Linked DNA regions of Mus musculus: region 2 is linked to region 1. Evidence: chromatin loops called from intact Hi-C (ENCODE). Cell type or tissue: heart. All regions are shown on one strand.

Region 1 (8,000 bases):
TAAGGCGCACGTCCTCACAGGAAGGATTGCGATAGCCATAGTACTTGCAGTAATTCCCATATTGGAACTTTAGCTGTTGCTTTTTGAAGCCAGTTGCAGGTAGTGGGTGGTGGTGGTGACGGCCTCCTCCACTCCCTCTGCCCTTTTCCTTGGAACCCTGGCTTCCACCCCTAGCCCCTGCCTCTGACTTGCTGGAAGTCCTGCGACGTTTGCGATGTCGGGAGGAGGAAGAAGTAGAGGGTGCAGAGGTAACTGAGGCAGCTGGAGGGGCAGAAAGGGAGCCTGAGGAACCCTGCAGGGCAGATGGAAGGGGAGACACAACTTCATCCCTGCAGTTGATGGCTGTGTTGAGTTCATAGGGTTGAGGGGCATCACGGTTCTGGCCTCTGTTTTGCTGCTGCTGCGTAGCACCCTCCCCATGGAGTGAGGGCGTGAGAGGGTCAGTGGGCAGCACGGCGGCGTTGCTATCATTCCCTCCAGACGCCTGCTGCTGCTGCTGGTGGTGCGGTCCCCGGTGTCTATGGCGCTTGCGACCAATCTTGAGTGGTGAGGCAAGCACTACATGGGCCTCGTCAGTGCAAGTGTTGAGACTGAGCGGGTCAGTAATATCTTTGGGGATGAGGATCTCCACAGGGTCTCGCCCCTTGGCCGGAAGTGGGGATGACTTTGGGGTCTCCGCATTGAGTGCGCGACTCACTTCCTCATCCAGGAGGCTATTCAGGTTCAGTGGATCAAATATGTTACCCCCCAGAAGGAAATTGGATGGTAACACAGAGTCGCAGTCTGAATTCACTCGCCGGCGCCTCTTGAAGGCCGGATGTTTGAAGCTTCCACCGCTCCCTCCCCCCACGTTACAGCTATTTCTTCTTTTGCCCCCACCACCCCCAGGGGGTCGGTGGGGCTGGTAGCCATTGCGAGGTCGAGGAGGGGCTGGGGGACCCAGGTCCGTCCCGCCCCCTCCCCGGCGCTCCTCCCCCACGTCCGCAGGAGCGGCGGCTCGCCCGTGGGGCTCCCCGTGCGCCTGTGCCTGGGGGCCGCCCCCTCCGCTGGCTGCGGCCCCGGCCGAGTGCGCGCGAGGGCCCGGCCCGTGTTCTGTCCCATCACGGAGCTCCCCGGAGGCAGCCTCTTGGTGCGATTGCACCTCGGGGCCGCCCCCTCCGCCCGACTCATCTTTGAGCGGCGGCGGCGGGGCCGGCACCAGAAAGGGCTCCTTCTCCGCCGCCATCTCGATCATCTCCTCTCCCTGTTTAATTTCCCCTTCTCAAGCGAGGGTACTGAGAAGAGAGCAAGGGGAAGCCCCCTGTAACCCTTCCTAAGACCACCTCACTCCCTCCTTCCCCGAGTGCGCGCGCAGCTCTGCCTCGCGCCTCCACCTCCCTCCCGCGACACACCAAGCGCGCTCCACTCGCCCGCGAGACCAAAACAAGATGCCCGCGAGACCCGGACAAGCCGAGGAACCAACTGCGCGTGCGCCGACTCCCTTTTCTCCGCCACTACCACTCTGCCGCGAGCGCGCACGACGGGCGCGCGTCCCGCTCGCCCAGGACCCACGCATGCGCGCTCCGCCACCACCCAGGCTGCGCGCGCATCGGGAGTGCGAACCAACTTAACGGCTCCGAGAGTTTAAATACAGCCCCCCTCCCTAATTACCTCACCCTCCCCCAGCCCGAGACGCCCACCGCCCCACACGGACACCCGACTTCCCTTCGCTGCTAAGTCCAAGCCCTACTGATATCCTTTGTCTCTGCCGTGCGATCCCACCCACCGTAGGCGGGGAACGGGAGCTGGTGTGAAAAGGTCTCCTTGACACCCGACCCTTGTTCCTGAGGAATGAGGCTCCGCCGTCTCCGCCCGGCTCTAAACCCAACAACCTCCCTGCCCCGCCTCCTTCCTCCCCCATCCCCGCCCCTCCTGGAGAGCGCCTGCGCACAGTCCTTTTGGACTTGCGCGGGTTGAAGGGGCAACACGTGCTGGAGATGATGTTCCGCCCCCTCCGCTCTAGGGGCGGGGAGTGTGACGTCGTTTCCTTAGGTTCATTACACGCAGCGTGCGTCAGCACGTTTCCAAGGGGCGTGCATTCCCAGCGAAAGAGGCGGGCTCATGAATTATTCATGAGCGATCGCTGGTCTTTTCCCCACCCCTTCCCCCCGCCCCCAGCCTATCTCATTAGAATTAGGACTTAGGAGAACCTGAGGAGAGGATGATAAAGTAGGCTAAGGAATCGAGACCATTGTCTCAAGAACTGTTATCAATAAAATGCAATATATTATTTAATATATTTTCTGAATTGAAAACAAACAAGTACTAAAACATCGAGATTGTCCAAACTCCTCTTCCCCTGAAATGGCCCAGTTGTTCAAGCGGCCCTCCTCCTTCCACCAGGGACAAACATCTAGAGAACTACGCCTTCCTCTCCTCCCTACACCTACGTCAGGCCTCGGACGCCGCTGCCATAGTGCAGCGCCTGCGTATCGGTCCCTCAGCGCCACCCGCTAGCGTTGCGGATTTTACAGCATTATCCCTGCAGCTAGACACACCGCGAATGTGGGCGGGAAAGGGTATCGACCTGTTTGGGCTCCTGTTTCGGCCAATGGGAAGCACTGATTCTATGCAGAATCCTCAGACTGATGGCTGGCGGAGTTTCCCAGTCCACAGACTATTTGTCAGGAAAGAGCACTGTAGAGGCAAGGGGGGAGCTCAAGATGGTTTCAAAATTTAAGAGGGTGACGACAACTAAAAGGTAGGGAGTGATAGCACGAAAACAGGAAAGAGAAAGCGATTTGAGGCAGAGATAAGAATGAAGTGCCTAGGGCGCTTCGCAGGATATTATGGGGGGGGGGGCGCGGAACTAAAGATGTCAGCGAGGATTATGGAACTTGTAGTTTCACTAGGCTTTCGTTCTTAAGATGGCGGGCTACTCCGGCTGCGCAGACGCAGAAGCAACTTCCAACTGCGCACGCGCAGCACCTGAGCGCACGCCGCTTGGGGGCGGAATTTGTCCGTGTCCTCGCGCCTTCTCCTGGTGGCGGGAAAAGTTGCTCGAGGTGGAAGGGATGTGCGGAATGGCTGCGACAGCGTTAGCTGCGCTTCACCTTTAGGTCCTCGTCGCCCCAGAAGGTAGTTGTCTTTTATGCGACTGCAGAGGAAAGTGTTAGTTGTGGTGACTCTCGGTACCTGTTGGCTGAGGAGAAATTTTCTCTTCGGAGCCACAGCGGACCTTAGCCCCTGCTCTTCAGAATCGCTAATCTTCAGAACAACAACAACAAAAAATAACCCAGTATTGCGGAGGGAAATGAGGCGTTGTGGGACAGCGAGGCTGAGCGGGAGCAAAGGGGAAGAGGCTTCCATGGTGGCGTTCTTGGTCCGGGAGAGTAGCGAAGCGTTACTTGACGCTCTGAGGGGAGGCGAGGGTTGTTTGCCTGGGTGAGATCTCTGCTTTTAATGGCCGTCGCGGAGAGAATTGGTAAAGAGAGAGGAAAAGTAGAAGACCACTCAAAGGCCTCCCCTCCGCTGTGGGGTTCAGTATACATGGCCCCGCATCTTGCTATCTGTAAGCAGAAAGGACGCGCGCCCGCCCTGCGAAGGCCTAGGGCACAAGGTCCTCGAAGCAAGAGCATCCCCGAGGGCAGCCTGAGGTCGGGACACGGGGGTTGGGGGGAGCGGGAGCGATCCAGAGATTGCGGTCAAGGATAGAAATGACTTTTTTTTTTTTTTTTTCCGAGACAGGGTTTCTCTGTGTAGCCCTGGCTGTCCTGGAACTCACTTTGTAGACCAGGCTGGCCTCGAACTCAGAAATCTGCCTCCCGAGTGCGTGCGCCACCACGCCCGGCTTAGAAATGACATTTAATGTCACGAAAGAAACTGTTTTGCTCACAGGTGACCACACATCTTCGGGGTTTCTTCCACCACCTCCCCCAACCCCCACCCCACCGCGCCCCGAGCCAATACACTTTACTGTGAATTTTATTTGTAATGTTCTGTGGGAAGTCTCGTTTGGGTAGTTCCTTCTGAGAGTAAATCTGGTGAGGGTAGGTAGAACATCTTTCTTTCTTTGATTCTTTCTTTATTTCTTTCCTTGTTTTCCTTGTTAAACGTTTAAAAGGTCTGCAGAACACAGATGCGTGCTCACAAAGTGAACTTAAAAACAGGTAAAACATGAGAATAGGCAGGAGTTCATAGGCTATTAGGCAATGTCAAAAAGCCATCAATTCCGTATTAAAGGGAATGAAATTTTCATTTATTCTATCATTATCATCATCATCATCATTTTTTTATGTGTGAATGCTCAGTCTGCATGTACACCTGCAGGCCAGAAGAGAGCATCAGATCCCTTTATAGATAGTTGTGAGCCATCATGTGGTTACAGGCACCCCTGGAAGCCAGTGCTCTTAATTCTTGAACCATCTCACCAGCTCCTCAGTCAGTCCCCCTCCCCTCTGCCTACACAGTGCTGCCATGCACCACCACTGCCAGGGCCCAGGACAGGAAATTTTTAAGTGAATTTATATTTTTTAAAAGTTTTATCACCCTTATTTATTTGTTGTTTGTTGGATGTGTGTGTTTGTGCACATGCTGTAGAGCATGGGGAGGCCAGAGGTCATCCTGTCCATGTTGTGTCATCCTGTCTGTCCATCCCTGCCAATCAAGTGGGATCTGAGATCAGTTTCAGATCATTAGGCTTGGGGGCAAGCACCCCTACCCACTGAATTATCTGTAAGCATTTATTCATTTATTCATTTGTTTGTTTGTTTGCCTGTCTGTCTATCTATCTATTTAGCCACCTATCTATTGCTTATTTGTTTATTTTCTGAGACAGAGTCTTGTCTGTATCCCTGGCTGTTTTCAAGGTCACGTTGTAGCCCAGACTGAACTCAAAGTTGAAGCAACAAACTTCCTTCAGTCTCTTAAGTGCTGTGAGTATAGCCGTGAACCCCTGGTTGTGTTAAACTATATTCTGAAATATAGGAGGCTTTGTGTGTGTCTATATTTGCTTTTGTTTTTGTTTTGGAGGGACTGCAGGGTTTTTCTGTAGTTCTCAAACTAGAACATTCCCACGATTGAAATTTAGACATGGCTCACTATCCTAGCTTAAAAGTGATTGAAAAGTTTTGTTTGCTTGTTTTTGTTTTTGCTTTTATTTATTTATTTATTTTGGTTTTTTGAGACAGGGTTTCTCTGTGTAGCCTGGCTGTCCTGGAACTCACTCAGTAGATCAGGCTGGCCTTGAATTCAGAAATCTGCCTGCCTCTGCCTCCCAAGTGCTGGGATTAAAGGCATGCGCCACCACTGCCCAGCTTTTTTTTTTTTTTTCTTTTTTTAAAGACTTATTTATTATTATATCTAAGTACACTGTAGTTGTCTTCAGATGCACTAGAAGAGGGCATCAGATCTCATTACAGATGGTTGTGAGCCACCATGTGGTTGCTGGGATTTGAACTCAGGACCTTCACAAGAGCAGTCAGTGCTCTCTCCAGCCCTTGTTGTGTTTTTTTTTTTTTTTTAAATGGTAGGGTCTTGCTATGTAGCCATCAAATTTGAACTCTAAATCCTGCCTCCTGAACGCTGTTATTAAATATAGTTTTTATGATTTTTAGAAACTTAGAGTCTATGATAATAGATATACTGAAGGATTTACTTTTCTTTATCAGTATAAAGAGGGAATTGGGGGGGGGGCTGGAGAGATGGCTCATGCAGGTAGGAGCACTGACTCTTCTTCCAAAGGTCCTGAGTTCAAATCCCAGCAACCACATGGTGGCTCACAACCACCTGTAATGAGATCTGATGCCCTATTCTGGAGCAAGCAGGTCTGACCGGAGCGAGCAGAGGTCCTAAATTCAATTCCCAACAACCACATGAAGGCTCACAACCATCTATATAGCTACAGTGTACTCATATACATTAAATAAATAATTTTTTTTAAAGAGGGAATAGGGCTGGAGAGATAGCTCAGAGGTTAAGAGCACTGGCTGCTCTTCCAGGGCTCCTGAGTTCAATTTCCAGCAAATACATGGTGGTTCACAACCATCTGTAATGGGATCTGATGCCCTCTTCTGGCCATCAGATAGAACATAGATAATCAATCAATCAATCAATCAATCTTTTTTTTTTTTTTTAAAGAGGGAATAATTACCTAGTCATAAGGTGGATAATTAATGCTTTTTGACAAATGTTGGCAGCACTGAATTAAATTACTTCACTGCAGCAGGTCTATTTAGAACTTTTATTTATAAACATTTTTAAATTCATAAGTACATGTTATATGTAATAATGGTTTCATTATGACACATTTGTACATGCATATTGTGCATTTCAATCATATTCACTCCAACTACTCTTTCTTATTCCCATCTTAGCAGAGGAGAGCAGCAAGCACTTGCCCTTAACCTCAGAGCTATCTTTGCAGCTGGGATGCCTATGTTTTTTTTCTCTTTCCCTCCCTGCCTCCTTTTCATCTGAGAGAAAAGAGAAATGGAGACTAGGGAGGTAACTCAACAAGTAAATACCTACGCATAAGGATCCCCAATACCACATAAAAACTGGACAAGATGCGGTGGGTCTGTGACCTCAGTCCTGGGAGGTGGAGACAGTTGGATCCTGGGGGCTTGTTGAGCAGCCAGTGTATCTAAAATGTCAAGGTACAGGATCACTGAGAGACCCTGCCTCCAAAAAGAAAAAAAAAAAAAAAAAGAAAAAGAAAGAAGAATGTTAGACTGTTAGACTTCCTATCATCAAGGCCTGCCTTCATACTCTAATATACAGAAAAATGCAAGTTGGTATTTTGCATACTTATTAACTAGTATTTTCTCCTCTGAATCAGCTTTTTTTTTTTAAAGAAAAGAATTATTATTATTATTTTTTTTGTATACAATATTCTGCCTGCATGTATGCCTGCAGGCCAAAAGAGGGCACCATATAATTACTGGAAATTGAACTCAGGGCCTCTGGAAGAGCAGCCAGTGTTCTTAATCTCTGAGCCATCTCTCTCTCTCTCTCTCTCTCTCTCTCTAGCCTCCTGAATCAGGTTTTTAATACTTGTTATTGTAGAAGAAGAAAATTCATATCAAATGGATCAGCAGCTTGGTTCATCAGAAAGTGACTTCCTGGCTTTCTCTTCTCTATTTTTGAAAGTAATATTCATCACATTTCCACTTTAGATTAAAGGAAACTCTTTGTTATGTAACTCTTTTTATAGATTTGCTATGACTTATTCATGTAATAGTGCAATAACACATAACATTTTCTTTCTTTTTTCTTACTTTTTTTTAACAAAAAATTTAATTAGATTTATTCATTTTATTTGTAAATGTTATGAATGAGTACCGTTTGTGTACTTGGTACCTTCCAAGGTCCGAGAAGAGAATCTGATCCCCTGGACTGGAGTTATAGATGGTTATAAACCACCATGTGGGTACTGGGAACTGAATCTTAGTTCTTTGCAGGAACAACAAATGCTCTTAACTGCTGAACTATTGCTTTTTTCTTTACTCTCTCTCTCTCTCTCTCTCTCTCTGTGTATGTGTGTGTGTATGTATGTATGTATGTATGTATGTATGTGTGTGTGCCTGAGGGGCCGGGCAGGGAGAGGGGTTGTACTCTTGCAGCTCTGGCTGGCTTGGAATTTGCACCACACTATTGTGGAACTCACAGTGATATTTCCACCTCTGCTTTCCAAGAGCTAGGATTAAAATGTGTGCCATTATACCTGCCTTATCAGTCATTTTTTGTTTCTTTTTGTTTTTGTTTTTGTTTTTTGTTTTTTGTTTTTTGTTTTTTCGAGACAGGGTTTCTCTGTGTAGCCCTGGCTGTCCTGGAACTCACTTTGTAGACCAGGCTGGCCTCGAACTCAGAAATCCACCTGCCTCTGCCTCCCAAGTGCTGGGATCAAAGGCGTGCGCCACCACCGCCCGGCTTTCTTTTTATTTTTTTAATTTTTTTATTTTATTTTTTATTTTTTTGAGGCAGAATTTTTCCATGTAGCCCTGGATGTTGTAGAACTCTCT
Region 2 (8,000 bases), 810 kb before region 1:
CTAGCTTACAGTTTCAGAGGTTCAGTCCAGTATCATCATGGCAAGGAAGCCTGGCAGGATGCAGGCAGATGCGGTGCCGCAGGAGCTGAGAGTTCTACATATTGACCCACAGACAATCAGGAGAGATTATCTTCTGCAGGAAGCCAGGAGGAGGGTCTCTTCTGTCCTGGGCGGAGCTCAAACATAAGACCTCAAAGCCCACCCTTCCAACAAGACCACACTTCCCAGTAGTGCCACCTCCCATGGGCCAAGCAGATTCAAACCACCACAGCAACCAAAACACATGCAGAGGACCTAGGTCAGATCCACGCAGGCTCCCTGATCTCTGTGACCCCTGGGAGTCCAGGTCAGTTGATTCTTTAGGCCATGTTTTCGTGGTGTTGACCCCTCGGCCTCCTCCAATCCTTCCTCTTTGTCCTCCTCCTCTTCCTCTTCCTAGGGACTCCTCAAGTTTGTGAAAGTCAAAGGACAACTTGTGGGCGTCAGTCCCAGGGATCAAACTCAGCTACAAGTCACAAGTGCCTTTACCCATTAAGCCATCTCACCAACCCAAAATTTTAGCGAGAACTTGTCTCAAAAACCTTGAAAAACCTTGCTGGATCTCATTAGTAGCTAATTAAGGTCATTTGTCCAGCAAATGCTTAGGACCGCTCCTGCTGTGTGCTTAGCAGGGTAATTTCAAGGATTAGGTAATTACAGCCTGCAATTACAGCCTGCAATCCACTTAGACAAGTAGCGAGTCTGGGATCCTGCAGACACCATGCCAATCTCTGCAGCCAGCACCACCAGCAACAGGAACCTCTAAGCTTCCCCCATGCTTCCCAGGAATGCCTTGGTCTAATGCTGTGACAATTCTCCATACCCCACTTCCGACATCCTGAGTGTCCCTGCACACTAGTAGCATCAGGGACAAGAGTCAGCCTGACTGGTCCCATTTTGTCAAATATCAGACAGAACTATCTGGTTTCCTCTTACACCATTTTGCAACACTCCTCAGCCCTTACCCCACCCTGCCTACTCACTCAGCCCTTGAAGCTAGCTCAAAACTGAAATCTAAACTTAAAGGGTTGCTGACGGTACAATCTGTAATTGAGGCTATTTGGGAGGCAGAGGCAGGAAGATAATGAACTCAAGGGCTGCTGGAGCTATAGAGTTGAGTTCAGCCTGGACAATCTAGTGAGATCCTGTTTCAGATTACAAAATAAAAGTGATCTGGGCTGGGTGGTGGTAGTGCACGCCTTTAATCCCAGCACTTGGGAGGCAGAGGCAGGCAGGTTTCTGAGTTAGAGGCCAGCCTGGCTACAGAGTGAGTTCCAGGGCAGCCAGGGCTATACAGAGAAACCCTGTCTCAAAAAACCAAAAAAAAAAAAGTGATCTGGGATGTATCTCAGGGGCTGAGTGCTTATCCAGAATCCTCCGATTGAGGCCTGGAGGTGAGTTTCAGCAGTCGAGTGCTCGCCTAACCTGTACAATGCCTTGGGTTCCAGAAAAAAAGGGGGTGGGAGCAGGGACAGAGGAGAGGAGGGGGTGGAAATGGAGGGAAGGGAGAAGAGATAAAACATGAACTCAGAACCAGGAAAAAGAAACTAAAGTGCCTCCTTTCAAGCTAGGCACAGTGATGCACACCTTTAATCCCAGCACTCAGGAGGCAGAGGCAGGCGGATTTCTGAGTTCCAGGCCAATCTGATCTACAGAGTGAGTTTCAGGGGATCCAGAACGATATAGAGAGACCATGTCTTCAAACATCAAAACAAACCACAAACCCACCTCCTTCCAAACTAAATTCATAGCCAAGAAATAGGGCCAGTGAGAGGGCTCAGTGGGTGAAGATGCTTGCTGCCAAGGTTAACGACCTGAGTTTGATCCCAGGGACCAACTTAGTGGAAGAAGAGAACTAACTTCTCAAAGTTCTTGTGACTTCTACACTCATGCTGTGTCTCCTACACACACACACACACACACAACTTTTCATTAAAAATAAAACGAGGAAAAACCTGTAGCGTAACCAATAGCAGGTAAAGGAGCGGAGCTTCCACAGGACTCTGGTCCCCAGGGTTGCTGCGGCTTGGCCGAGCTGGCTAGGTGGTGCCTGCTTCCTCCTTGGCCACTTGATAAGCTTTTAGAGGCAGCTTCGAGATCTGATAAAGAGGATGACTGCTCCCAGGGGAGGAGGAATTTTCTAAAGTCTTTTCTTCCGTTATTTTTTTTACGTGTACATGTTTTGTCTGCATGTACGTCTGTGTACCCCATGTATGAAGTAACCTCAGAGGCCTGAAGAGGGCAGCAGATCCCCTAGGCTGGAGCTAGAGACTGTTGCGGGCTGCCATGTGGGGGTCCTTGAAATTGAATCTGGGTCCTCTAGAAGAGCAACCAGTGTTTTTTAACCACTGAGCCATCTATCTATCTCAAGAGGAATATTTTTCCAGGGGTACACGAGTGATTGTGCTTCCCTGCTGGACCCTCCAAACCAGCTCTTGGGGCCCATCTGTAGGAGGACATACAACCCTCTTGCTTTCTAAACACCAGACGTGGGCAGGAGACAGCTGAGTGGGTAAAGGCACTACCCTTGGAAGCCTGATGACCCTCGTTTGATTCATAGGACCCACACATGCCAGGGCTCATATTTGTAATCCTAGCACACCTGCAGCAAGATGGAAGAAAGAGAACCATTTGGGAGTCTGTGGGTCAGCCTGTGGGCCAGCCTGTGGGCCTAAAGTCCACTAAGTGAGGAGCAGACACAATAAAAGTCCTGTCTCAGCAGGGTAGAAGGGGAGAACTGATTCCTTCAAGAGTTGTCCTCTGCCATCTATACACTCTCTATGACATACGTGTGCGTACGTGCACACACGTGCACACACACACACTCATGCACAAACACAAAGAGGAAAAAATCTTCAGATACATGGAAAGAAAAACTATTTAAAAAACATCGCTTAAGAGGCAGAGGCAGAGGCAGAGCCAGAAAGATTAGGAGTTCAGCCTAATGACTATACATATAGTAAATTCAAGGCTAGCCTAGGCTATACAAAATTTTGTTTCAAAAACCAAAGTAAAGCAGCAGCTAAGAAAGGCAGAGATGACTTGAGAGTAGCTGGAGAATGGGACACAACCCTCCCATGACACAGAGGGCCGGCAATGGAGGCTACAAGAAGAAAGGCAGAGTCTATGCTGGCCTGACAGTCAACCCTGACCTTCACCTCCAAATACCCCAGAATGAGCAGGCAGGCTTCCTTTCACCAGGCCGTTTATTATCACAGCACTCTGTGGATGGACCACCCCCACAACAGTCCTGGGTCCCTGTGGCCTTCCTTGGTCGGCAGGGCACAGCTTTGCTGGGTGAATGGGTAGTTTCTCCCTCTCTCTGTCCTTTGTGAATGAGCTGGGGTGGGTTGGGAAGGGTGGGGGTACTTTCTCTCCCTGATGCCAGGTTTACACGGTCCACTTCAGACACCTGCAGAAAGAGAGAGAGAAGCCCATTGGAGAAGGAGGGAGGTCCTGGGATGCTACATGGAATAAGACTGTAGGCATGGCTGGGTCAGGCTCGGGCTCACCTGGTCTCCTGATGGGTACCCAGGCAGCGCACGGTGCAGTACCGGGCACCACAGCTCACACAGGTATACGGGGATGGGAAGCCACACACAGCACAGAAGGGACGCTGGGGCCGAGATGGGGGGCCGGCACAGGCTGTCAAGTAGTTGGGGCCCTCAGATGCACTCAGGTTCTGCAAGGACATGAAGGGTCAGGCATCCGGAATTCTCCAGTCCGCCATGCAGCTGATGTCCACAAGGGGCGCTGAAGAGCAGGACCTTGCTCACCACCCCCCCCCCCCCACCCCCCCCCCCACCCCCCCCCCCCCCCCGTGCTCTCTAGGGTCCCAACCTCAGACTGAGCCTTCTCTCACCTGCTCCTCCAGCAAAGCCTGGAAGTTTTTCCGGAAGCGAAGTTTAAAGTGGTCACCTCGAGTTTTCTTCTTTTTCTTTCCTGGGGGATGAAGGACACTGAGTTGCTGGACAGTGGCTGTGACAGTCCTGTTGGAGAGGCCTATCCACACCACAATCGGGGTCTGTCCCTCCCTGCCTACATCTGCACTAACGCTGACTGATATCTGCAATCCTGGTCGACCGTCAGCTACTTAAAAGTCCAACCTACTCCATCTTTTTATTTTGGGGACAGGAGCTGATGAAGCCCAGGTTGGCCATGAACTCACTGTGTAGATAAACGGTGATCTTTGATCGATCTCCCTGTTCCCACCTCTCAGGTGCTCAGATTACACAGTCTTGTTGTTGTTGCTTTGATACAAGGTCTCACTACCTACCCCAAGCCCACTTCAAACTCACTATATAGACCAGGCTGACCTTAAATTCTTGGCAGTTCTCTGGCTTCAAACTTTCTGTGTGCTGGGTCGCTATACCTGATTGCTCCATCTTTTTTATCCCACACATATGAAGAAACTGAGGCACAGAGACACAGACAGGAAAGGCAGATGCTCCCAACACAGGAGCCAGGCACTGGCAAAGCCAGAAGTAATTCCCAAGTCACCGCCCTACTGCCAGCCTTCCCTCCCACAGTCCCGACGCCTTCCCTTTCCTCCAGCCCAAGGGCAGGGATATTTTATGTGGTCTGTCCCTCTCTGCCTACATTTGTATAAATGACACACTTGAGCCGGCAAGATGGCGGGAAAAGGCGCTGGCTGCCAAGGCTGCCATCCTGAGTTCAGTCCCTGGCCCTCAGTACAAGGAGAAAAGCTACTCCCAAACATTGTCCTCTGACCTCCATGCCACACATGAAACAAGAGAGATTATTTAAAGTTTAAAAACATCTTGCCGGGCGTGGCGCACACCGCTGATCCCAGCACCTGGGAGGTAGAGGCAGGCGGATCTCTGTGAGTTCCAGAACAGCCTGGTCTACATAGAGAGACCCTCTCTCAAGAAACAAAACCCTCCCTACTATAAACAGACCAGACAACAGGCACATACATGGTGTTTCTAGCTTAGCGTATACAGCTGTTCCTGGTTGGTTTGCTGAGCTAACCACCCCCTCCCTGTCAGATGGCCTTGGAGTACAAAGATGACACCAGCAGACACTAATTTGACTCAGTGGTTCAAGAAGTGCCGGAGCCCAGCCCAGACATGAGCAGAGTAAGGAACAAGTACACAGGATGATAACAAAGGTCACGGCCATCGCTAGTCTCAGAGATGTGGCTGACACCTGACACAGAGGGAAGGGGAAATGGCAACCAATCCAGATGATTGACAGCCTTTTGTCTCTGTCTATAACCTGCTGACTGAACATGGTTTGTTTGTTTGTTTGTTTGAGAAAGGGTTTTTCTGTGTAACTCTAGCTGTTCTGGAACTCCAATTGAAGACCAGGCTGACCCACAGAAATCCACCTGCCTCTGTGTCCCTAGTGCTGGGCTTAAAGGTATGTGTCATTGTGTCATGTGTGTATGTGTGTGTGTGTGAGTGTGTGTATTTGTAAACACACGTGCACATGTGAGCAATGGCTCCCCCAGGCTAGAAGATGGATCTTTAGAATATCAATAAGTTGATATTAATTAATATCAATAAATTTCTCAGATTGCCTGCTCTCTGAATAAGTTGCAGTTTTAAAGAAACAGGGGCTGCTAAGATGGCTTGGTGCTTAAGGGAACCTGCTGCTGAACTCAGCAACCTGAGTAACCAGAATTTCAACTCTGGAAGGAGAAAACGAACTCCTGTAAGTTAATTTCTGATCTCCACAGGCAAGCGTGTGCAGGAATGAACAGACACACATATGCATGCACACAAAATGAGGAAATTAAAAACACAATAAAGATGCAATTCCCATCTGCGCTCATTGGCATCATCTGCAGTTACGGGTGACAAGGAGCTTCACGGCACTGTCTCGCTCCTCCTCCCTAACCCCCATCTCACCTGTGTCTGCATCATCATCAAACTGAGGTAGCCTCTTGCCCAGCTGGGGGAGGCCGGCATGGGGGTCATCCTGGAAGTTGTCATTCTCCAATGCCTCCAGCTGTCGGTTGATCCGCCGCTGCCTGGCTGCCCTGTCCAGCACCCGCCGCTGTCCAGGGTCCTGGGAGCGAACTAGATGGGGCAAAGAGAGTTACCGGGGTCAAGACAGGAGGAAAGTTGCACTGCCGTTGCCTAGAGCCCCAGTCTCCTCGCCTCGGCCCCTTCATTATGCTGTGAGGAATTCCCAGATCTTCACCCTGCTTTCTTCCAGCTTGGCAAGCTTGTTTCGGCCCTTTATGCTGCCTCTAAGTCCTCCCAGTCCCAGCAATAACTGGAGACACAATAAATTGCAGCTGGAGAGAGGGCTCAGTGGTTAACAGCGCTCCCTGCTCTTGCAGAGTGCTACAGCTGTTTCCAGGACCCAGGACCAGCAGCCATGAGGGTGGCTCACAACTTTCTGTAATTCCAACTGCCTCTTTTGTCCTTCATGGATACCTACACTCACCTGCACAGAGCAGCACACATACACAAATTAAAATAAAGAGCGCCTTTGAGAATTGACACAGTATTGACTTCTGGCCTCCATATTCTCAAGACCTGTGATTCAGTAGGGCAAAATCCAGTGTACATTTCTAGAATGTTCCTTCAGCCTGAGACGCATGCCTGTGCCCTGTGACTGCACCGACTACCTTCCTTGGACTAAAAGTCTCCCCAGTGTGGCTCCCAGATGTCCCCCTATCTTGTTGGATATATTTCCTATCCCGACATTTTGTCTCCTCTCTTGCTCTCGAGGCTGCTTCTGCCTGTCCTTTTTCTTTAATTGATAGCGCTCTTTGGCCTGTCCCTTTCTCACCCCCACAACCTTCAATAGGATCTCAGGAAGCCCAGGCTGGCCTGGGATGACCTCCTGTGCACAGCCACACCAGGCTTATGTGATGCTGGGGATGGAGCAAGAGTTTTGGGCATGCTGGACAACACCCTATCAGCAGGGGCTCATCTCTGACCTCTTTTTCTTGTATTTCTATCTTTCTTCAAAAAGTGCATTTATTCTGAGTGTTTCTGTGCACATGTAGGTGTTGCAGTACACGTGCAGAGATCAGAGGACACTGTATGGAAGCCTTTTCTCCTATCATGTGGATCCTGGGGACTGAACTCAAGTAGTCAGGCTTGGCAGCAAGCAACTTTACCTACTGCATGCACCATCTCACCTGCCCATTCCTGGTGCTGGGTTTCCCATAACATGCCAGTCTCAAACCAGAACTCCCCCAAACCACAGACTTCAGGACTACAGGACACCAAGAGGCTGAGGTCCAGCCTAATTTACATAGGCAGCCTAGGCTACATTAAAAAAAGAGAGAAAGGAAGGAATGAAGTGTGTATGTTCGTGTGTGTGTGTGCACGTGTTTGTGTAGTACCCAAAGCCAAGCCCTTTGATTTCCTAAGTTTCTCTGTTCCCTCCATCCAACATCCAGAAGCTGGAGGAAAGTGGGGCGATGGTGGCGCACGCCTTTAATCCCAGCAGTGTAGAGGCAGAGGCAGGCAGATCTCTGTGAGTTCCAAGCCAGCCTAATCTACAGAGCTAGTTCCAGGACAGCCAAGGGTACGCACCCTGTCTCGAAGAAAAAAACAAAAAACAAAAAAAAAACAAAAGCAAAACAATCCAGAAGCCGAGGTGAGTACCACTGCTCATAGCACCCGGGCTTTGGAGAGACAACACATCCTCTCCATCCCCAACGTCTGCTGAAGCAAGCAGTCACAAAACACGAATTAATGGTTCCGAGACTGCCCCAACACTGAGCGAAGGTAATTGACGTGAAAAGCTAGGCGGGGAGATGTTAGGCTGAATTTGAACTTGGGAAGCACAAAAGGGCGAACCACTCAAGGCTCACATACCGGCGGGTTTCTTCTCCACCATTGGCGCAACACAGTTGACAGAAGAGCCTACTGCGCACGCGTACTAACCACCGACCCTTGCTCTGAGCACACCCCTTCCGGTGGCGTGCACACATACGCGTGCGCAGTCTTTCCCCTCCCGCTTGAAGTCATTAC

What was found. Peaks named below come from ENCODE experiments on the same cell type or tissue, not always from the same donor. Only the 100,000 strongest peaks of a DNase experiment are listed, where the experiment ranks them.
Region 2: it touches region 1 in a loop (4-fold over the local background); 2 of 42 quality-filtered maps call a loop at or near these places.

Annotation. Positions count from the first base shown.
Region 1 is chr5:137,784,829-137,792,828 of GRCm38, forward strand. It overlaps Mepce (methylphosphate capping enzyme), which reads right to left and starts at 1,873. Exons shown (of 4, transcript NM_144913.3): 1 at 1-1,873. The coding sequence starts at 1,234. It overlaps Zcwpw1 (zinc finger, CW type with PWWP domain 1), which reads left to right and starts at 2,974. Exons shown (of 17, transcript NM_001005426.2): 1 at 2,974-3,117. In heart, CTCF peaks have their summits at 3,019 and 6,900 (motif pointing right); DNase peaks (open chromatin) are centred at 1,583, 1,933, 2,503, 2,963 and 2 weaker places; H3K4me3 peaks cover 3,636 bases; H3K27ac peaks cover 3,355 bases; H3K27me3 peaks cover 269 bases.
Region 2 is chr5:136,978,967-136,986,966 of GRCm38, forward strand. Znhit1 (zinc finger, HIT domain containing 1) reads right to left here and starts at 7,938. Exons shown (of 5, transcript NM_001310747.1): 1 at 7,845-7,938; 2 at 5,913-6,083; 3 at 3,902-3,981; 4 at 3,552-3,721; 5 at 3,228-3,451. The coding sequence starts at 7,866. The coding sequence ends at 3,430. In heart, CTCF peaks have their summits at 2,289 (motif pointing right) and 3,750; DNase peaks (open chromatin) are centred at 3,685, 4,040 and 7,955; H3K4me3 peaks cover 858 bases; H3K27ac peaks cover 584 bases.